3 separate regions of the Homo sapiens genome follow, and regions 2 and 3 are each linked to region 1. A link is a loop called in an ENCODE intact Hi-C map of the cell type or tissue named here. Cell type or tissue: dorsolateral prefrontal cortex. All regions are shown on one strand.

Region 1 (8,000 bases):
TTACAAAGTTGTCCCAGGACAGCCCAATCCTTCGTTGCTTACTTTATGTAATTTACAGGCTCCAGAAAGAAACAAAACCCGCATCTGCCACAAAAATTCACCCAACTGCCATTGGATCTTTGGGCAAAGCCTTCCTTGCCTTCTCTTTGGGATAAAGATGGCTTTGGGAAAGTGAATACTTTTAATCCCTAACATCTATATTGCTAATTGGTTTTATCGGCTGACTCCTCTCTCCGCATAGGAAGATTAGGGAAGAGGGGAATGCTGGGTGGGGGTGGGATGGGAAGAAATGAAGCAGAAAGAGATGGACAGGTGACATAAGCACCAAAGATAAATGCCTGCTTCAAAATGTTTCCTAGGGTTACTTCTGAGCACTGTTCCCTTGAAGACTTTAGGGGCATCTGTTATCATTGTCTGCATTTTCAGATGGAAAATAGAAGTCACTGAGGCTAAGTGACCAATCAAAGGTCAAATGACAGTGAGTGGTGGAGCCAGCGTGAGGATTCCTGTCTGTTGGCTTTTTGTATTGGAGTGTTTTCTCTCATCAGCGCCTCTGCAGCCACTCATCAGCACCACTTTGACTCTCACAGTTGGGTGAGCTCCATAAAGCAGGCCAGGAAAACCTCCCAAGGGTCAGGTCACCGGCAGTTTATGGGACAATGCTCTGCTGCTGCTCCCAGTCACTACCCTTCACACTAAAACAGAAAACCAGGCTACTCCAGAGTTACAGGGTATCTATCCCCTTCCTTTTGGGGATAAACTCAACCTCCTCCTATGCCCATCCCCAAGCCCAGCCAGTAGAAAATAATGGAATAGTGTGTGACCTTTATGGGCCCCTCTGAGGTAGGAAAATGTATGTGGCAAGGTAGTCAGTCTAGTGTGAAGCACAGGGGCTGTGGAATCAGCTCAGTGGGTTTGATGCCGGGTTCCAGCCCCACGGCTGCTGCTAGCCCATTTAGTGCCTTTGTTCATGTTAGAGGAAGGTGTCCCCTCTAGTGGGTGCAGCCCTGCCAGCATGTGGCTGGGCAAGTGAAACACAGGCTGGATTTTGGCCTCTATTTATTCCTTTGGCTGCCAGTGCCTTTGGGGCAGTGAGTGACTTACGCAACTCTATGTAAGTGCCCTATCCAGACTTTACTATTGGTCAACCTGAGCAGGTTGCTTGACCTTTCTGAGCCTTGGTTTCCCCATCTGTAAAACAGACAAAATAACAGTACCTACTTCGAGGGTTGGCAGGAGGTTAAATGAGATCGTGAGTGTAAAATGCAAGGACGGTGCCCTGTGAATAGTAAGCCAGTGTTCTATAAAATGGCAGCTGTTATTACTAGCTGTTACAGTTATGGCTTGGCTTTATAAAACAAGTAAAGCCTATACTTTTTAATACTCTGTTGAGGAGCTTGATTTGCCTAGACACGCATTTTGTAAATGGTGGGCAATTATGAAAAAGAGAAGCAAGATTCATAATAGATTATTTGTTACATTTTAATACAAATGTCATTATGATTCTTTTTGGTTGCACCATCTGAAGTAGGCATATCTGATATGGAATTTCTAATTACATGTTTTGTGCAAGAGAGAATCATTTATAAGTTCACACCCTGACACACCCATGCCCCTGGAGAAAACTTCAAATTTTGTGCGATGTCTTGGGCATTGGGACAGACAACTTCATTCAAGTTATTATTTGGTAAATTCTTGTTCTGTTTCCTGAGTAGTAGGATGAGGGATACAAATGAATAATTCAGAAGCAAACACTGAGGAATGTCTGATTTGCATAGGCTCGTAAATGAGCCTCCTAAACTGGGTTTTAAAAGAAAAAAAAAAGTGCTCTCGGATAGTTCTCAGGCCAAGTGAGGTCCCAGCGTGTTTGGTCGGCAGCTCTGCTGTCCACCCCACCAGGACCCGATATACTGTATTCTATTATTTAATTATCCTGGTTGGAAGGGGACATATATAATTTAGCCCTGGGAGCTTTAAAAAAATTCTTGACAATTAATAAATAGAATAGTCTTTTGTGTGATTTTAAAGTCACCGGAGGGCAGACATAAATTGTCAACTTACCTAAAAGAGAAACACTTGCCTTTTCTAGAGAGGCTCACATTGTCTTCCAGGGAGTGCATCATCCATAATTTAGCATAACTGCCTTGAAAATAAGTCTATAATCCTTAAATAACTCCGTGGGTCTCTTGCCTGGAGTCTTCCTTTCAACTTCTTTCATAGAAGAATTTATAATCAAATAATAACACTGATTTTAAAACAAGCAACCATACACACATCACTCAAGAACTTACTTAAGGTTTTGGGGGAGCCATTTCATTCACCAATCAAAATGAAGCAGCAACAACAGCAAAAGTCATCATGGTAAAACTTTAACTGAGGAGAGCACCTAAGGACTCGGTGACTCAGTGTTAAATGGATGGGAAGTCAGGTCATTTCCAATTATTGTGGCCTTTTACTTCCTGTTTCTCAGGATCAAATGAGAAAGGAGTGAGTCAGGAGGTGGGCATGATAACCCTGTATATCTCTGTGGCAGGGTGCCCTATTGTGCCTCAATGCCATTCAGACAGGAGCTGTTTATAGATGGTGACTCCTTCAGGTAACTGCTTGCAGAAGTGAATGCTTGGGAGAGTTCGGTTTTTGAGCAGAAGAAGAGAAGAATTTTGTGTCTGGCCTGGGAGAGAGATGGTGGAGGGCGGATAAAGAAAATAGAAGGGGAAGGCATAAAGTCCCATCTATTTTGCTCCCCCTCCCCACCCCCCAACACTCATACAGGTTCACACTGGCTGGAGGGGTTTCTCCAGAGCCCAAACCAAAGCACCTAGTTTGCAAGCTTGCAGCTTTGGGAATCTAGACGACATGCGCAGCATTGGGTGGTGATAGGGCCAGTCTTCCCACCTCTACCTTGCTTCCAAAGGCAAGGCGGCTTTTGTATTTAGACTCAGGGCAGCCACAAGCATTCCTTCTTAAGTAGCCCATCATTATAATTCAGCACGAATGTCAGTGTGACTTGTTGCCACTCACAGGCTGCGTCTGGTGAGGTCTGGGCTATTTTGGTTTTAGAAATAATTTATAAATCATTTAGAAATATTTATAAATGACTTTAATGTACATTACACTATCTCATTTAATCCTCCCAATGACCTTAAGGAGAGTACTACTGAAGAGACAGGGACTCAATGGCCTTTTTTTTTTTTTTGAGCTGGGGTCTTGCTCCGTCACTCAGACTGGAGTGCAGTGGCGCGATCTCAGCTCACTGCAACCTCCACCTCCCGGGTTCAAGCAATTCGCCTGCCTCAGTCTCCCAAGTAGCTGGGACTACAGTCGTGTACCACCACGCCCAGCTAATTTTTGTATATTTTTAGTAGAGATGTTGGCTAGGCTGGTCTTGAACTCCTGACCTCAAGTGATCCACTCGCCTCGGCCTCCCATCGTGCTGAGATTATAGGCATGAGCCATCGCGCCTGGCCTGGTTATAAGTCTCAGGGTGACAGAGGTGGTGTGGGCTGAGCTGGGGCAGGGACTCAGGTCCTCCAGGAGACCTGCACGTAACAGGTGACCAGTGCACCCTAAAGCCACCTGATGAGCACCGCCTCGTGCCACAAGAACACTTTCTAGCCAGTGTTTTACATATTTCTTGGATCTCTGGGAATTGCCAGTAGACAGAGTATGATGCTGCGTATTGGTGATTATGAATGCTGTTGGCCATGGGTGTTAGATGTCATCATGTGCCAGGCCCCTGAAGAACACAATCTGTTCACATAGTTCCTCTAAAACTTCGTTTTCAAAACAGGTCTCATCTTTCCTTACTTCTGCCAGCGTTCTCATTCTTGATTTTACATTTGGAGAACAGAGAATCTAGACAAAATTAAGAAGAAATTGAACATTGAAAAAAAATCAATAAAATAAAATCCTGAACCCAAGAATGATCAAATTTTACTTTAAAATTTAACTCAAAAGGGATAGTTGTTCTGGCCTTCAGACATGCTTTGTAAGAAAAAAAAAGGATGGTTGTTTATGCCGTGATGGGCTAATTGAATAGGTAAACATGTGAGGAATCCTTATTTTATTTCTTACGCTAAAATGAGAATCCCTGTAAATTGGAATGTAGTCTTATCTTATCGAAAGGTTTCACTGTTCAGCTCTGCTTACCCATCAGAATCACATGGGAAATGGCAAATCACAGAGGCCCAAGCTCAACCCTATTCCTACCGAATAGAATCTCTGGAGGTGAAGCTCTGTTTTAAAATTTTCCCAACTGGTTCTGATGCGTACCAGAGTTAAGAATCAACCAGCACACTGAACTCGCAATTTTAGCAAAAACCCAAGGAACCCAGGGGCCTATGCAGAAAGCAGGAAATGCCCTCTAGTGGCCAAAAGACGCCATCATCCATTCTCCATGCTCTTGGGCCCTGGGACCCATGGCAGAGTTAGAGAGGTGGCAACAAAAGTTCCAGTTGTAAACTACAGTATAATCCACTGATTCCACCAATATGCCCCTAAAAGTTAAACTGTAAGACCCATGAGGGCAGGACTCACTTGTTCTTGTCTTGCCCATGAGGGTGCCTGGCATAATGTCTGACCCATTGTGATGGAAATCCTAGAATTAAGGCTCAATTTTATGTGTTGCCTATTAAGCCTCAATTTTACATGTTGCCTTGACATATATGGTAAAATCAGGAGGGTATCAAATGGCCTAACTGCAAGTTTCTTCTCGCCTGTTCTGCTCCCATGAACAAGGTCCCCTAGCCAAATAGCCCTCCTTATCAAATGAACCAGACAGAGTTCCTGTTTATCCCGTACTAGTGGGTTCTCTGCCTGCTTAGGGAATTATTCAAACAAGTCAATCACTTCCTCCCACAGGAACTAGGCCACCTCACCCCCTTGATACTACAAATCCTGCCTCCATGGCACTTGGCTCTTCACTCTGGCCCTGAGTGCAACCCTGTGTGGCTCTGCATGGCATGGGGTATCTTCCTCCCCCGGGCTGTGACTTCATGTGACTAACAAACTACTATCAATCTCAACTGTCTAGTAGTGAGCTGTTGTGTGTTCAGCTATCCCCATGATCCTGGAGTGAAAATTGCTCTCACCAAAGAGGAGGCAATCAAAACATCCATAGCAAGTGTTTTGTAAATATTTGTTAAATGAATGAATGGGACCAAAGGGCTGTTGACAAGTTTAAATACCTTTATTTTATTGATTTATTGTCAATTTTCATAAACTTTCAAAGTGATCTTAGGCACAAATGAACAATTCAATGAATATATTCATAGAACGTTAAGGCTGGAAGATATCTTAGAAATCTTCAGGATTAACCTTCTTGTTTTATTTCTAAGACAACTATTGCTCAGACAAGATCATGAATTCCTCAAGGACAGTGTCTATATTTTATTTATTTTTGTATTCCCTTGGCTCATCACAGAACTGGTGTACAGTACATATTTGATAAATGAATAAACAAGGATTAAGTGAATTTCCCAGGAGTACATGGTAGGCAATGACACCAACAAGGATTTAATTCCAGAATTAAACAGATATTTGTCAAATGTCTTCTGTGAGCCAGGTGCAGTGACTCACACCTGTAATGCCAACACTTTGGGAGGCTGAGGCAGCAGGACTGTTAAGCTCAGAAGTTCGAGACCAGCCTGGGCAATATAGTGAGATCCTGTCTCTACAAAAAAAAAAAATTTTTTTTTAATTAGTTGGGCATGGTGATGCATTCCTCTAGTCCCAGCCCCCAGCCACTGGGGAGGCTGAAGCAAGAGGATTGCTTGAGCCTGGGAGTATGAGGTTGTGGTGAGCTAGGATCACACCAGTGCACTCCAGCCTGGGTGACAGAGTGAGATCCTGTCTGAAAAAAAAAAAAAAAAAATCTTCTGTGAGATACAGTATCTTGCTAGGTACTCTCTGAGAATGTAACTAGGACTCCAGGCAAGGGCTACAAAAATGAGAAAGACACAGTCCTTACCCTCAAAGAACAGACACTCTGCAGCTGTGCTGTCCAATACTGTAGCTTCTAGTGACATGAGGCTATTTAAAACAAAATTAATTAGAATTAAAAATCCAGTTCCTCAGTTAAATTAGTCACATTTCAAGTATTCAATGGCTAAATGGTGGCTGGTGGCTACCATATTGAACAACAGAGCTATAGAATATTTTGATTGCTGTGGAAAGTTGTATGGGATAGCATTGCTATAGAGAGAAAAATGTCATGAACCTGAAGCCATAATAGAAGGCAGAAGATGATAACAGAGGTACAAATTAATTGCCATGGGGTCAGAGAGGATTGTTTCAGAAAGTCCCCACATTATTCCAAGTTTTCTGAAGACAGGGACTCCTAGCACTTAGCATAATGCCTGACTTGTAGAAGATGCTCAACTCATTTATTGAATGAAAATAAACAACTTATAGCAGTAGTGCTTTTTTCGTAACATTTCAAAAACAGGGGAGTATAGAGAATATATGGCCATCATCAATGTATCCACAGACCAACTTTATAAAATTTTAACATTTTGCTATATTTGTTTCAAATATAGAAAAGTATGTACATATTCCCTTAAAACAAATATAAGATCTGAAACAAATATATACTACAATTTATCTATTCTACTTTAAATGGAAATGTATCCTATTTCCAGTTTTTACAATTACCAATAAAGCCATAAGGAACATTCTCATAAGTGTTTTTTATAGAAACATTCAGAGTTTATTCCCAGAAGTAGCATTGCTAGGTCTGAGGTTATATGAATCTTCAACTATTCTAAACATTGACAAGTTGATTTCCAAGGGGATTAACCAATATATAGTCCCATCAGCATTGTATGAATGTTCTCATTGTTCTGCATTCTTGTCAACACTCAGTATTGTCAGGCTTTTATTCTTTGCCAATCTGATAAAGTGAAAAGATTCACTGAAGTATTTCCTAGGATGTTAAAGACATAAGAACAAGGCAAAAAACCAAAAACAACAACAACAACAAAACTACCCTGTTATAATCCTGGCATTGGGGTATGAGAGAAATAACAGAGTTATTTGCTTTTCATGTTGTAATGAGAAAATTGGCACTAGGTCCAAAGTGGTGACTGACCTTCAAGATAAGCAAAACTGCAAGAAGAGTATAAGTTTTATCATGCTCTGCCTGTTTGCCACTACTAGGCATAGGCCAGGACACTTTTAAATAGAATTGGGAAATCAGAATATTTTCAGCATGTTTGCAGTGTGTTATACATTCTTCCTAATGTAAACATAATTTATTTCCTCATGTGTCTCATTAAATGCACCCCAGGAGAAAATATTCACAAACTATGCATCCAACAAAGGACTAATATCCAGAATCTGCAAGGAACTCAAACAAATCAGCAAGAAAAAACACAAATAATCCCATTAAAAGTGGGCAAAAGAACATGAATAGAAAATTCTCAAAAGAAGATGCACAGTCAATAAACATATGAATAAATGCTCAACATCAGTAATGATCAGGCAGATGCAAATTAAAACCACAATGAGATACCATGTTACTCCTGCAAGAATGGCCATAATTTAAAAAGTGAAAAAACCATAGATGTTGACATGGATGTGGTGAAAAGGGAACACTTTTACCCTGCTGGTGGGAATGTAAATTAGTACAACCACTATGGAAACCGGTGTGGAGATTCCTTAAAGAACTGAAAGTAGAACTACCATTCGATCCAGCAATCCCACTACTGCATATCTACCCAGAGGAACATAAGTTATTATATGAAAAAGACACATGCACCTGCATGTTTATAGCAACACAATTCGCAATTGCAAATATATGGAACCAGCGTAAGTGCCAATTAACCAACAAGTGGATAAAGAAAATGTGGTATAAATATACCATGGAATACTACTCAGCCATAAAAAGGGCAACTTGGATGGAGCTGGAGGCCATTATTCTAAGTGGAGTAACTCAGGAATGGAAAACCAAATACCGTATGTTCCCACCTATAAGTGGGAGCTAAGCTATGAGGATGCAAAGG
Region 2 (8,000 bases), 170 kb before region 1:
TCTTTATGTGTAGTTCCCAAAGGAGGTAACTCCCTGCCTTGACACCTTTAATACCTGCTCTTTCTTCTGCATGGATAGTCCTTAGCCCACCCCATCAAAGCGGCCAACCTCCCCTTGCCTTTTCAAGGCTCAGCTAAAAGCCTCCTGCCATCCAACACCTTCCTGATCCTTCTGCTCAGCCCCATCCCCTACCACCCTAAGTTAGATGCTTCCTTTGAACTTTCATAGATAGTACCCCTGCAACCCCTCTCCTATCATTTATTGAAACCAAAGGTTTTCCTGCAAGCAAGGGATTTTGTATCTCTGTGCTTGCAAAATCTGGTGTAGTGTCTGGCATATACATAGCAAATGATTGATAAATGTTTGCTGAGTGAATGGATGATTGGATAAATTAACAAACAAACCTGAGGAAGCTCACTTGGAGTCCGAGTCACCTTTGGTCCGGGGATTAGATGAAACTGTTTTCCAGTATTGATGGAAAAGTCCATAGTTAGTCTATGAGGTGCCATCCTGGGTGGGCTCTGGAAAGAACCCAGTTTTCTAGATCAAATCAAGAGTCAATGCACCTTCTTGGAATATTTCCATGCAAGAAAGTGCCAAGATCCAAACCAAATGTCTGGTTTCAAGTTAGATTCTTCCAACATTATGGGGAGATAGAGTTGCATTTGCTTACATGTTCATCCCCATAGTATTAAAGTTTTGATATTATACCCAAGAAATGTAGATGTTAGGTTCCATTTCATTTCTTCCTGAATAGGTGAATGGGGAGGTTTGGGAATTTCAGTTCCTAAATTAGGGACAGTTACGTTTTTAATTGAAAAAAAAAAATAGAGGAAAAATCTGAAGCTGCATTGGGTTGCAATAAATTTTCTTTTTTTTCTTCAAGACAGTCAAGACTCCCAGAGAAACAGAACAGCTTGTCTCATTAATCACTAACCATCAACAAAAAACAGGAAGACGGTAGGAAATTCCTCTGCCTTTCTCCTCTTGCAACCCCACCTTCTCTATTCCTCCCACTCCATTCCCAGGTCAGAGACTCATAAACCTGTCCTGCTTCCTCTAAACATTTAAATTTTTAACCTATAAATTATAAGACATTTTTAAGAATGGAGTTTTAAAAACTGGACATAATTATCATGCCCCAATCATTATAATTCTTCCATGTTCCCCTTTAGGTTTTTTTTTTTTTTTCCTCCATATAGCTACAGGAAACTTGTTTTTAAATCCCCAAAGTGAAAACCTCTAGGGACCTCATACTATAAAAAGCTGAGAACTTCCCTTTTTGGTCCCTTGAGGAAGAGGTCAAACATAACCAGATCATCTTTTTGAAGGACAATTCAGCTGTACTAAGAGCGAGATCGAGCATTACCTTAAAGTACAAATGAATACTTAAAGAGATTTCTTGGCCAAGGTGGGCAGATCACAAGGTCAGGAGTTCCAGAGCAGCCTGGCCAATATGGGGAAACCTCGTCTCTACTAAAGTTACAAAAAATTAGCCGGGCGTGGTGGTGTGTGCCTGTAATCCCAGCTACTCAGGAGGCTTGGGCAGGAGAATCGCTTGAACCCGGGAAGCAGAGGTTGCAGTGAGTGGAGATCGTGCCATTGCACTCCAGTCTGGGTGACAGAGCGAGACTCCGTTTCAAAAAAAAAAAAAAAAAAAGGCACAATCATTACAACTAGCACTATACAGTTATTGTCCATTTGAGGTTTCTTTTTTTACAGTATGTCATGGACATTCCGGTTCAGTGTTGAGGTTTTGTTTCTTGCTGCCCTATTGGTCTCACTCCGTCAGCCAGGCAGGAATGCAGTGGTGCAATCATGGCTCACTATAGCCTTGACCTCCCAGGGCTCAAGTCAGCCACCTCAGCCTCCTGAGTATCTGGGACTACAAGCATGGACCACTACGCCTGGCTAATTTGTGTATTTTTTTTTTTTTTTTGTAGAGATGGGGTTTTGCCATGCTGTCTAGGCTGGTCTTGAAATCCTGAGCTCAAGCAATCCACCCACCTCAGCCTCCCAAGATGTTAGGATTACGGGCATGAGCCACTGTGCCTGGCCTGGTGTTCTTATTTGTTATGAGTGCCTGCAGGTGTCACAGAGCTGTAATTTAAGAAGAGGTTAATTCAGACCCCTTTTGACCCCAGAAAAGACAGTTTGTTGGAGGTCTGCACAGCCCTATTGTCTATTTATTGCTACCATAAGAACTCATCCTTTAGTGGCAAGGAATAATGGCAATTAATTTACTAGTTTCCCCATAAGCTACTGTGGAGAAGAAAGGCTTTTCTTTCAGTCATCCTACTTCCTGAGTTTTACCCTAAAAAGCTCTCATTCTAAAGTGAAGCAAGTGAGAGTCCAGAGTGAAGGATGCTTAGCTCCCAATAGCAGGAGAGGCCTTGAAGTTACCAAAATTAGGTTCCCTAACCGGAACATTTGGTGGATTAACAAAGGTGGACTACTTCTCACTAGTATCACTGTTTTGAGATTTAAATCTCAAAAATAGATCAGTAGTTTAGTAAAGACATCAAAACCAGCATTGAGCAGCACGTCACCTGCCTGAACACAGCATGTGAGATGAGATGATATACAGTATCCTCTTCAGGGCATCTGACATAATGATGAAATGTGCAGGTTCCAGAATCAAAGTGTCAGAGCTAAAACCCAGCTCTGTCACTTACTAGCCATGTGGTATTGGGCAAATTGCTTAATCCCTCTAAATGAATCAGTTTCCTCATCCATATTATGGGATTAACGGTACTTACCCTCATGGGGTTGTTGTGCTATCTCATTTAATTCTTACAAGCTTTAAAAATAGTGCCAGAAACATTGTAAGCACGTGTTTGTTTGAGGGCCTCAGGTGTACAAATTGGCTGATGACAAACTACTGGCCCTAGCAGATGATGTAGTATCAGACCAATTAAAGACAAATTTTCAATATAAACAGTGTACATAACATAGGGATAGACTGCCAATTTGTTATGCCAAGAGACAGCAGAAATGTATGTGCCAGAAGATCTGCACATCAGGTCAAATAGACTACCACTCACTGAAGTTAAAAAGAAAACTGGAGTGTGGATTCAGAAAGTGGAAGGGGCTATTTTGAGAGAACATGTCCTTCAAAATGTATTAGCACAAAAACTGTCACAAACATTCACACCACCAAGCATCAGGTAAATTACTTTTTCAACTCCAAGGACTGAATCTCATTCAGAATTCCCAGGCCCTAACAGCAGAGGACAGTGCTGAACTGGGAAGCCGCATGTTGCCATGAGGGCAGGGCAGAAAGCCAAGTCACCTCTGTTAACTGTGTTGAATCATTAACCATAAACACATTTTTCACAACATTTTCTTTCATGGCCTGTTCTCAAAATTATTGAGGACATCGTGTAGATTTTGACTATCTCAATGTTAATGAGCCTGGAAAGCATGTTAAGAATTTCCAGTCTGGTGCTGTCATGGAGAGACTCCAACTCATCACTGTAAGAGGGCAAGCCAAGAGCTTGTAGACAAGGAAATGGTTCATTAGGAATCAACCAATGACATAAAATTGGTTCAATATGAATCGGTCAATGCCAAAAAAAGGCAGGGGAACTGTCCTAGATTGTGAGACTGTAGACGATGGGTGAGCCTTGCTTGATTTGATTCTGGGAACTACTGGAGAACTTTAAAAATGCAGTATGTTGTTGGATATTACTGAGTTATTATTTTTAGTTTAATAATGATGTGTCATGATTAGGCAGTAAGAAGTCATGCTTAGGAGATGCATATTGGTGTTTTTTGGGATGATGTGACATGCCATTTATCACTTCTAATGGTTCAGTAAAATCAACAGATGGAGCTCATGAGAGAGATAAAGCAAATGTGGCAAAATATTAACAACTGGTGGATGTATATGAATAATGTGTGAGTGCTTATTTTACTATTTTTGTATTTTTTTCTATAGGACTGAAAATTTTCTAAATAAAAAGCTGGAGGGATCAAGAGAATGAAAAGGTAAGCCACAGACTTGGAGAAAATGTTTGCAAAAGACATGTCTGATGAAAGAGTTATCCAAAATACAGAAAGAATTCTGAAAACCCAACAATAAGAAAATAAACAACTCAATTAAAAAATGGACAAAAGATGGAAACAGCAGGCATTTCACCAAAGAAGATAAACAGAGGGCAAATAAGCATATGAAAAGATGTCATCATATGTCACATCATATGTCATCAGGGAAAGGCAAATTAAAACAACAATGAGATATCAATGCATTCCTATTAGAATGGCAAAAATTCAGAACACTGACAACACCAAATACTGGCGAGGATGTGGAGCAACAGGAACTCTCATTCATTGCTGGTGGGAATGCAAAATGGCCAATTTGGAAAGCAGTTTGCAAGTGTCTTACAAAACTAAACCTACTCTTGCCATATGATCCAGCAAACAAGCTCCTTGTTATTTAACAAAATAAACTGAAAACTTACGTCCATATAAAAATTATACAGCTATTTACATTTTTATTTATCATTGCCAAAACTTGAAAGGAACCAAGAGGTCCTTCAGTAGGTGAGGGGATAAATAACCTGTGGTACACTCAGACAATGGAATACGAGTCAGTGTTGAAAAGAAATGATCTATCAAGCCATGAAGATACATGGAGGAAACTTAAATGCATATTACTAAGTAAAAGAAGCCAATCTGAAAAGGCTATACTATATGAGTCCAAGCATATGACATTTTGAAACAGGCGAAATTATGGAGACAATAAAAAGATCAGTGGTTGCCAAAGGCTAGTGAGGAGGGAAGGATGAAAAGATGGCACATAGGGTATTTAGGGCAGTGAAACTCCTCTGTATGATACTACAATGTCATTATACATTTGTCCAAACCCCTACTTCAGTGTAGGTTTATTAGTTGTAACAAATGTACCACTCTGGTGGGGGATATTGATCATGGGAGAGGCTATGCGCGTGTGGGGATAGGGACAAGGGGTATGTGGGAAATCTCTGTACCTTCCTCTCAATTTTGCTTTAGATAATTTTGCTTTTGGGTACTGGTTCTTGGGTTTTAAGTAAATATTTATATTTGTATTGACTTTGCCACAGTAGGTACAGCAAATTTGCTCTAAAACTGCTCTAAGAAAATAAAGTCTTAAAAAAAAGCTGGTGAGGAGGGAAAGGTTTGAAAAAGGTAAAGGTAAGAAACTATGCCCCCATGCACCGGCTCCTGCGGCTTGTAAGGGTGGGATTTAGGAGCCAGAGAGGTCAGGTTGTTCACCTGAAAGGTGAGGCCACCTGGAGGGAGAATGGAAGCCCCAAGGTGAGGAATTCACAGTCTGCTTCTCTCTGATGAAAACACAGAGCTATACTAACCATATTAGAAAGGGGTTAAGAAATTAGTATGTAAACTCTCCAAAACCTGGTCAAGCACATTAGCTTTATTAAACCTCTCTATTTGGAAAAAAAATCATGTGAAAATTTTTATTACAACTAGCAAAAGCTACACAAATAGTTTAAAATCATACGATTTATGGGATCATTGAGACTTCTGGTCACTCAGTCATTAATCTAGCAAAGGCCAAGTGATTAACATAAGAATAAGCAGTCAGTAAAGTTTGAGTGTTGGGCAAGTTTAATCATAACCTCCATGTCTTCCTCAGGATTGGACTTTGGATGGAGTGAAGGGGAAGGAAAATAAATGTTCGGACTTATTCAGTCTCAATTAGATCACCACTCACTTCCTTCAGTCTCTGGGTAGAACAGAGCAAGTAGCAGAAGTATTACAGGAGAAGAAGGGGAGAGAGGAGAGAGAAGGGGAGAGGGGAGGGGATGGCACAGGAGCTGGGAAGGAGAGTATCAGAAAGAGGCACCTCTGTGTCACCCAGCCTGGGAATGCCAACTGAGGAGCTCTACTTTACTTAATATGCATCAATGCAGGACCAAACCTTTGTTGCTTTAAGAATCCTTTCAATTTATCCTTTAACGAAATCATAACACATACTTGATAAATGAGAAGCTACATGACAATCACTCAACCTCTTTCCAAGGAGAGGTAAATATGAGCTTTGTTTACCTTTTTGTTTCTATTCATTTTTAAGACAGCCAAGAAGAATATGAGCATACTATCATTCTACATAATTTAAACCATGAGTGGTACTAATTAATTTCTGTAGCAAGGTACCATGTGAAATTTGCTGTACCTGCTGTTGCAAAGTCAACACAAATATAAGTATTTTACTTTAAAAAACTCCCAAGAACTAGTACCCAAGTATTCCACACACTGAAATACCATGCCTCAAGAAATTATCAACAGATTTCTTCAGCTTATCAAAGCACTTGGCAATGATGCTCTGAGCAGACCCACTAACAATGATCACTAATTGAGGGGCATAATAAGGGGATCTGCTTTAGAAATCTCTATTGGTTTCGGACTTTTCCAGTGTTTCACTGAGATTTGGGGTATTAGGATAGCAGAGGGGTGGCATATTTAAGTGATGTCATAATCATGGAATCAGAGGAAAAACTCAAGGATTTCGGGAAATCATACCTGCTTAAAATACAGATATTTTACATAATTTCCAAAGTGCTTTATCATTTAATCCTCAACAGAAACACCATGAGATAAGTAAGGCAGGTATTATTATCCTCATTTTACAAATGACGAGATGGGCTCAGACAGCCTGGGCTTTGAACTGTGTTTTCGTTTGTTTTACTCTAAGGTTAATGTTCCTCCAAAGTAAAACAGACCTTCTTCTATTACTACCTCAGAGGCAACTGATGTTTACCTTTTTTAGAATAAAGAACTTGAGACATCTCACTTCCCAAATAAAGTAAGAGCTTCATCTCCCATGTCCCTCTCCCCACTCTACAAAAGTGACAAAAAGTCACTATTAACAAGTTGCTTCTCCAATAGATGAGCATTATTTAGACTCATCAATGAGAAGATGCTTTCTGGAAGTTGTAAGTTTATTTTCTTTTGTATCTATAAGAGCTCTGAGACATTAACTGCCTACAATGTTATTGTTAACAAACGTTGTTAACAAAGTCAATGTTACCTGCAAGTAGGCCTACATGCTCACAAAGAAACTTGAACCTATTTTGGGAATTGCTAAATTTCTCAAGCTGTGCATTTACAGTCGGCTGATCACATGTTTTTTCCTGAGCTGAAGACAGTAGCTTTAAAAAAGCCATCTTTCTCTTTTTTTCCCCCTTTGGAACTATTGAAGTCTCAGTCAATAATGTCCTCTCATACCCGTAAACTGTAGCTTATGTTCAATATATCCAAAGGACCAACACTGAATGTTAAGGCTCTGAACTGTCTGTCAGAGTAGGCCCAAGATTACATGGGCACCGCCACTGAACATTTTCAGGTCAGAAAATCTCCCAAACCCAACTCTTTGGCTTCGACAAACTGTATAATTAACTTGCATCTCAGATCAGCTCCTACCTTAAAATGTAAGTTGAGAAATGCCCATTTCAGAAGCAGCATGAGGAAATGAAGGTGTTAATAAGCCATTTGAGTTTACCCGTTCATTAAAGCACATCTTATCTTGATCTTAGTTTGTGTATTTTAAATTAATAATTTATGCTCTGCCAGTTTCACAAAGGACATGAGGCACATTGCTCACTGGCAAACTGTTCTCAAGAAAGAGTGGGCCAGGTGCCATATTCAGAGGCCTAGAACGGATTTCGTGCACATAAATATACAAGTCAGGCCTCCCTCCCTCTGTCTCTCCTTCCCTCTGTCCGTCCCGCCGTCCGTCCCTCCGTCCCTCCCTCCCTTCTTCCCTCCCTCCCTTTCTCTCATTCTTTCTTTCTTTCTTTCTTTCTTTTGACTGGGTCTTGCTCTGTTGCCCAGGCTGGAATGCAGTGGTGTGAACGTGGCTCACTGCAGCCTGGAACTCCTGGGCTCAGGTGATCCTCCCGCCTTGCCCTCCCATGTAGCTGGGACCACAGGCATGCGCCACTATACCTGGCTAATGTTTTGTAGAGATGGGGGTCTCACTTTGTTGCCCAGGCTGG
Region 3 (8,000 bases), 210 kb before region 1:
TTTCTCATTAAATTCTCATATCAGCTCTGTGTCATCAATTATTATCATGATTTTACAGATGAAAAAAACTAAGGCTCTGGCTTATTAAAATAACCTCCTCAAACTCACACAGCCAACGAAGTGGCCCAGCCTAGCCGTCAACCCATGATAGTCTCGACAGCCCCTCTCAAAATTTCAGGAGTACAATTTTTAAAAAGCCATTTATATTTTAAGACCTTTCTTATTTTAGATCCTACGTGTCACATCTAGTTTGTTTACTCCAGCGTCAAATCATATTACCTTAAGGTGAAGCTGCCTAAGTCCCCAATAACATAAATGAGAATGAAGAGCTACAATAGTAAGATGATCTTGAACTCTCCCCAAACAGTTATGCTCAATAATTATTTATTAGGGCAGAAAAATACGAGGCACACGTAACAGTTTCCCCCAGAAACGGTTAAAGTGAAAAATAAAAATTTTGGCATTTAGCAAAACAATGTTTATCTTGAACTTCAACAAACTTCTATCTGACCTAGGTTGCCTTTTATTATACTTTCTGTCCTATTTAGTTCCTGACTCTTCATTTTTTGTCTCCTGAGGAGGAAAATGCCACATTTCCTTCTCCCTTTCTCTATACAACTGTGTAAACTTCTATTTTCACTTCGTGTGTTCCTCTTTGCCCTCTCTTTTTTAAACACAGTTCCATTTATATTTATTCCTACTGCTTGATACATATCCTTTTGATGTTTAGGTAGTACCCAATCATAAATTGGTAATAATTTGGTAACCTGATTACGCATTTATTCCTTGGGTTTCAGTGGCATTATTTTGTTTTATTTAATTAATTAATTAACTTTTTGTAGAGATGGGGTTTCACCATGTTGCCCAGGCTTGTCTTGAACTCCTGGGCTCAAGCAATCCACCTGCCTAAGCTTCCCAAAGTGCTGGGATTACAGGTGTGAGGCACCACACTCAGCTTCAATGGCATTATTTTGAAGAGCTATTTACACTGTGCCCCCCTTAGGAGGTCCTTTGATATGTGATAAATATAGCGTGTACCCATCATCATAGCTTGGTGTGACAGAAAGAACCTAGTCAGGTTTTGATTTGAATTCTAGTTCTCAAGTCACTGAACATTCCCAAGCCTCAATTTTATCACCTATGAAATGGGGATAATATACCACCACCCAGGATGGTTGTGAAGATTAAATGTAAGTAACACAGAACAGGAGGATCAACAAACATTAATTCTTGCTTTCCTTTCTTCTTCTTTTTTTTTTTTTAGACAGGGTCTTGCTCTGTCACCCAGGCTGGAGTGCAGTGGTGTGATCAGGGCTTACTGCAGCCTTGACTTCCCATGCTCAAGCAGTCCTCCCACCTCAGCCTCCCAAGTAGGTGGGACTACAGGCACACACCACCACACCTGGCTAATTTTTGTATTTTTTTGTAGAGGTGGGGTTTCGCCATGTTGCACAGGCTAGTCTTGAACTCCTGAGCTCACATGATCTACCTTGGCCTCCCAAAGTGCTGGAGTGCAGGGATTATAGGTGTGAGCCACCAGGCCTGGCTTTCTTTCCTTTCCTCTTATTTGGATTAAGAAAAACTATGTGGTGTGGCGGGGGGAGAATATATTAGATGAATTTCTGGAGTCTTAATTCAACTTTGTTCCACAAAGCAGGAATATGTGAGGGAAGAAGCTATGCATATTATTTCCTTTTCCAGGGCTCTGAGCTAGTTTACAGTCTTCATGCCACTTAGAAAATCCATGCGTTTCAGCAAGGTAACTTGTGCTGGATGGTGTTGTGTCTGTTGGCATCTTTTGTATTTTTTGTTGACTTCCCCAAAACCAACCAAATCGAAGAAAATCAAGTGCATAAAAAATGAAGCAGAGCTATCATTGAAACTGACATTACACAATTTTTTGTTTTTTTTTTTGAGATGGAATTTTGCTGTTGTTGCCCAGGCTGCAATGGCGCGATCTCAGCTCACTGCAACCTCTGCCTCCCGGGTTCAAGCAATCTCCTGCCTCAGCCTCCTAAGTAGCTGGGATTACAGGCACGCACCATCACGCCCATCTTATTTTGTATTTTTAGTAGAGACAGGGTTTCTCCATGTTGGTCAGGCTGGTCTTGAACTCCTGACCTCAAATGATCCGCCCGCCTCAGCCTCCCAAAGTGCTGGGATTACAGGCGTGAGCCATCGCGCCCGGCTAACATTACACCATTCTTTAACATTGGAGATAATGATGAAATAGAATTCAGGGTACTAGTAATGAGTAGTTGGCAGAAGACACCAAAAAAAAAAAAAAAAAAAAAAAAAAGTCATGGTACCCTTTAAAAAAAGGCAGCAAATTTCTTCTTGGCTAGAAGCAGTTACACTTTAATAGAACAGATTTGACTTTTTTGACAGTCACATGACAGTGATTTTGGATGGCCTCAGGGACTTGAACAACACCTACGTATCAGTGTGTGCTGCAGCTGAATCAAGGCTCCAGTCAACCTGCGGTCTGCCTACCCTCAAAGATAGAAAAAGGAAGAACAATTTGCATTTGAAGAAATGTCTGAAAATCTTCATATTCCAGTTTGACCCTCATTCGTCATCCCCTAATAACCCAAAGATTCACTTTCTTTTTTTTTAAATTGAAGTCTCCCTCTGTTGCCCAGGCTGGAGTGCAGTGGCACCAGTTCGGCTCACTGCAACTTTCATCTCCCGGGTTCAAGCGATTCTCCTGCCTCAGCACCCCAAGTAGCTGGGATTACAGGTGCCCACCACCACACCTGGCTAATTTTTGTATTTTTAGTAGAGATGGGTTTCACCACGTTGGCCAGGCTGGTCTCGAACTCCTGATCTCAAGTGATCCGCCCACCTTGGCCTCCCAAAGTGCTGGGATTACAGGCCCAAAGACTCACTTTCATATGACTCTTACCTAAACCTAAAGATGGTTCTTCCAGCTATGGAAGCCTGGGGTATGCGAATATCACTGTTACTGGGCAAACACAGACCATGCTTATGTATGGAATTTATATTCAAAGGAAAACCCCTCCCACCAGCCAAATAAAAGCGTGCTTTAGCTTGTATATGTCTTTACAATATTTTGTCTACATACCACCAAACCTTTTACTTAAGAGGGAAGTAATTGTTTTACCAGAAAATGTGATTTATTTCTATATGCTGAAGTTGAAACATTGAAAAAAAGACTGGTAGACCCTAAGAGACGCAGAGAGAGCCAACACTATATTAAAAAAAAAAAAAGGAAAATTTGAAAAATGCTCAGATACAATACAAATGAGAAGACATAAAATCTGAGATATAAATTCTGTGGCCAGATGGGGAGATACATGGGAGAAATGTAAAGCTCTTTTTCCCTTGGAAATGGATTAGAGCTTCATGAATGAAAAGTCTTGGCTGGGCAAGCACTAGAATTCTGCATCTGTTGGCCACAATTTAGAGTCGGAGCTGGGACAGTACTTAGGAGACTGCTTGTTTGTGCCCATGTCCCCACCGCATGGTCACAGTTGCCTCCTATTTTGGATGTGATAACAGATCCACATCTGTGGCTCACAGGCTTCTGGAACTCAGCACATACCAGATTCTTTTATGCCCAGGTTGCTTAGGTTTCTGGATGCTGTGAGCCATTCCCTTGCTCTCTAGGTTCAGATCTGCTTTGAGGAGTCCAGGGGAAAGACAGGGCCGCAGCAGGCAGGTAACACCGTGTCTGGCTCATCTTTGCTTCTCCTCAGAGACCGGGACAAGCAAGACATTTTAAGCCTCTAGAATTCAGACTTGCCCTCCTTTGCTACTTTGGTTTTAATGTCTGCCGACACCCTCATCTCAACTTGAACCTAGTAAATCATCCTCTAAGCAGGACAACACAGCACCAAGGGGCCCGAGTTTCAGTTGAGGTCTGCAGTGAGTTCTAATTGAAGGAATAACACCACTGAAGCCTTAGAACAGGCTGGTGGGAGGCAAGGCTGATGCTATTACTCTCAACTTTCTGTTGACTACACTGAGATTCAGACAAGTGCTTGCTCAAGATTGCAAACATCGCCAGATGACAAAACAGCTTGGGCTCTACCTAAGCCTCTACCCTCTTGGCAAGGCCCTTCCACTAAAGCAGAAGGCCTTTCCTTCCCAGACAAGGTGGCTCAGAGACTTCCAGATGGGTCAAAACCTCAGAAACTCAGAAGCATCCTAGCAATTGGTAAAATGGAACCAGTAAATGCAATGCAGTTTGACGAATATCAATAATGTCTTTAAACCAGAGCAATACCAATAAAGGGGTGTTTGCTGCCATTCTTCACAAACAAAATATTCATTAGTTTCTTATTGGGCACTAGTAGGGAGAGAACCTTTCTATTAAGTAGTAATAACCACACTGTATTGGTATTTTGAAATATGGTTTCATTATTAAACCATGTTATGCATCTGTCTTAAACCACAAGGGGGCAGGGTTGATGTGCCAATATATGTATTTTTTGAGTGAGTTGTTTGCATCTGATTATAGAGACAGGCAGATACACATTCTTTATAAAACCTAATGCAAATGGGCTGGGCATGGTGGCTCATGCCTGTAATCCCAGCACTCTGGGAGGCCGAGGCCGGCGGATCACCTGAGGTCAGGAGTTCAAGACCAGCCTGGGCAATATGGTGAAACCCTGTCTCTACAAAAATACAAAATTAGCCGGGCATGATGGTGGGTGTCTGTAATTCCAGCAAATTGGGAGGCTGAGTGGGAGAATCACATGAACCTGGGAGGCGGAGGTTACAGTGAGCCGAGATCATCACACCATTGCACTCCAGCCTAGATGACAGAGCGAGACTCCGTCTCAAAAACAAAAAAACAAAACCTAGTGCAAATGGACTGGTAAGCCTTCCAAATTATTAAAAATAATAATAGGTATACTGCAATTTATATTGCCCTTTCCCTGGCAATATTACATCAACATGATACTTCAAAGCCCACCTTAATTCAGTGCTTGGTAAATAATCTTTACAGCTAGATTGAGGTTCTGAAAATAGTAGTGCAGTTACACAGAGCATATTTGATGTTCACTTGCACGCCCATACCCATGTTGATACTGGTGAAGAATGAATTTCAGAAAAGGATAGGCAGAGCCAGTCACGGTGGCTCACACCTGGGATCCCAGCACTTTGGGAGGCTGAGGCAGAAGGATCGCTTGAGCCCAGGAGTTTGGGACTCACCTGGACAACATAGCAAGATTCTGTCTCTATATAAAATTGTTTAAAAAATTAGCTGGATGTGGTGCTGTGCACCTGTAGTCCTACTTACTTGGGACACTGAGGCAGAAGGATCACTTGAGCCCAGGAGTTCAAGGTACAGTGGGCAATGACTGTGCCACTGTACTCCAGCCTGGGTGACAGAGTGAGACCCTGTCTCTAAAATGATGATAATGATAATAATAGTAATAGATTAACAAACTAAAGGATCAATAGAGGTAGAAATATAATAGAAATGTTAGACTAATACATGACATGCCTCATGAGGAAAATCTAGTGGAGAAAGAATTACCAGAATACTAAGCAAGAGAGAACCCAAGACAACGTTTGATGACATAATGAAGAAGGTGAAAGTCCCAATAATAAGTTTATAATCTTTATTAAGATGCTGGTGAGAAAGAACGATATTTCATAACATCCCCTATCACAGGGAGTCAACCTAGTCCATGAACGACTCAGCCAGTTAGACATAGCCCTGTGAGTTTACCAGTAATCTTTGTGTACTTCTCTTCAGGTCAGGGCATGGAGGCTGGGGATACAGGTATGAAAGAGGGCAGGGGCATCCCTTTTAGGGATGTGTGCCGAGGAAGGGTCCTAATCATCCTTGCACTCAGCCCTCTGGCCCTGTGCTACCTTCCCTCATCCTTCTCCATCTTCTTTGTAGCAGGAGGAAAGCTTTGCTGTGAATCATGCAGAAAATTCCGGGAATTATGCAGTTATGCAGTAGGCCCATGCAGCAAACCTTTTCAACACCCACACACACCCACACACACACACACTCACACTCTCTCTCTCTCTCTCTCCATGTGGTATCATAGCTATTATGCCAATTCCTGATATGTTTCTCTCCCCAAGCCATTCTGAATGGAGAAAGATAACTTCACCTCTGTAAATATAGAAGAGCCTTCCACACCTTGCCCAAAGAGACACCACCTGGTTAATAAACTTGAACTGTACAAGATTCCATCATCATCTCTAGCAGTGTGTTTCTCTAGTGCAATGGCTTTCTAAGTATAGCCGCTGGACCAGCAGCATCAGCATCACGTGGTAAGGTGGTCCAAACAGAAACTCCGGGTTGGGGCCTGGCAATCTGTTTTAGCAAGCGCTCCCGGTGAGTCCACTGCACGTTTGAAAGCTATCACTCTCTGCCACATTTAGTCTGTCTATCTGTGATAAGGGCCAGCCAGCCTTCAGCAAACAGGCTGGCAAGATTTCTAGCACCAGGACATCTGGCAGAGTTCGGAGGTGAGAGGGGTTGAAGGTAATGGTGCTAGCTCACCACCCCAATTCTGGAAAAAATGCAAAGTGGTATGTCCAGTGTTCTCAGGGTCCTTGGTACTGCGTGGTGAGTGACAAGCAAACATAGTATTTTTCTAAATGGGAGATGATGTAACAGAGTAGCAGCCTATTTTCCTGATATTTTGCCAGATTTCTAGATCATTCAACATGTAAAATTAGGGGGACTCTGGATGTTTGTTTGTTTGTTTGTTTGTTTTTGAGATGGAGTCTTACTCTGTCACCCAGTCTGGAGTACATTGGCACCATCTTGGCTCCTTGGCGGAGGGAGCAACTTCTGCCTCCCGGGTTCAAGTGATTCTCCTGCCTCAGCCTCCCAAGTAACTGGGACTACAGGCGTGTGCCACCACGCCTGGCTAATTTTTGTATTTTCAGTAGAGATGAGGTTTCGCCTTGTTGGCCAGGCTGGTCTCGAACTCCTGACCTCAGGTGATACACCTGCCTCGGCCTCCCAAAGTGCTGGGATTACAGGCATGAGCCACCACGACCACCTGGTACTCTGGATTTTTATACCCTCATATTAAAGGAACATGCATCATGCTTCCTTTTCTATGAATGAGTGGGCACTGCATTTCTCACACACTGCAGATACTCATGCAGAGAGAATTCTTAACCATCAGATCTGGCACTGAAATGAGGCTATAACTACAAAGCATAAATAAAGGCTTGCGTTTAGTCAACCCAGAGGTCTTGCCAGATGCTCTATTTTGTATTAATAGGGAATTAATAAGAAAATTTTACAAACCTAGGTGCACCTGCTTTATATATTCAATTAATGAGGCTTTGTTATTATTCCAAAAGGATGGAAGCTTCTCCTCACGAGGATATTTACAGCATGACAGCTCCAACGTAATTTCAAAACACTGGGCCCAGATGTAGTTGTAATCTTGCATTCCACCTAAACACAAGCATATTTAATTTTTGTTAGGGTCTAAAATTGGAGTGGAGCCAAGTATCACGTGCCTCGGGGACAAATGAATCAGACAGCTACATGTAAACAGGAAAAAATGAATTTGACATATTAGCTTGTAAAATCAGGGCTTGACATTCTATTACCCAGGCGTGACTAGACAATCCTAAATATTCCCATATGGGTAACTGGATCAGAGCTGACTGAAGTTCAACTGTGCATCAAAATTAAGTGACGGGTGAAGGAAGGGTCCTTTTTTGTTTTTATTTTTTGAAATCCTACATTACAAAAATGATTCTTTGAATTTCATTTCTTTCTTAAATTACATTTTACATGGATATAAGCTAGAATAAGATTCCTTTAAAATATTTCTACAAATCATTTATAAATACACTTACTAAGCAAAGCTAAGCATGCTAATTTGGGGGAATCATGGGCCAACATTCACTATTGCCAGGTACCATATGAAGTGCTTTGTATCAGCTCATTTAATCCTCACAGCAATTGCCCCTACTTTACAGATGAGGAAACATGATCACAGATGTTAAAGAAAAGTGCTCAGGGGTTTTGGCCAGTA

What was found. A loop is a pair of places that touch in the nucleus more often than their neighbours do. Peaks named below come from ENCODE experiments on the same cell type or tissue, not always from the same donor. Only the 100,000 strongest peaks of a DNase experiment are listed, where the experiment ranks them.
Region 2: it touches region 1 in a loop (3.0-fold over the local background); 15 of 110 quality-filtered maps call a loop at or near these places.
Region 3: it touches region 1 in a loop (3-fold over the local background); 88 of 110 quality-filtered maps call a loop at or near these places.

The regions. Positions count from the first base shown.
Region 1 is chr12:69,066,153-69,074,152 of GRCh38, forward strand. No RefSeq gene overlaps it. Among named protein-coding and RNA genes, the nearest start is that of TODL, 62 kb to the left of the region's middle. RefSeq lists an enhancer at 1,711-2,910. In dorsolateral prefrontal cortex, CTCF peaks have their summits at 4,354 (motif pointing left) and 4,554; a DNase peak (open chromatin) is centred at 4,369.
Region 2 is chr12:68,896,096-68,904,095 of GRCh38, forward strand. The region is part of intron 2 of CPM (carboxypeptidase M); the gene reads right to left. Among named protein-coding and RNA genes, the nearest start is that of CPM, 33 kb to the right of the region's middle. In dorsolateral prefrontal cortex, a CTCF peak has its summit at 3,231; a DNase peak (open chromatin) is centred at 3,266; H3K27ac peaks cover 1,851 bases.
Region 3 is chr12:68,859,638-68,867,637 of GRCh38, forward strand. CPM (carboxypeptidase M) reads right to left here. Exons shown (of 9, transcript NM_198320.5): 7 at 7,259-7,411. Among named protein-coding and RNA genes, the nearest start is that of MDM2, 55 kb to the left of the region's middle. In dorsolateral prefrontal cortex, a CTCF peak has its summit at 4,424 (motif pointing right); no DNase peak of the experiment used is centred here; H3K27ac peaks cover 639 bases.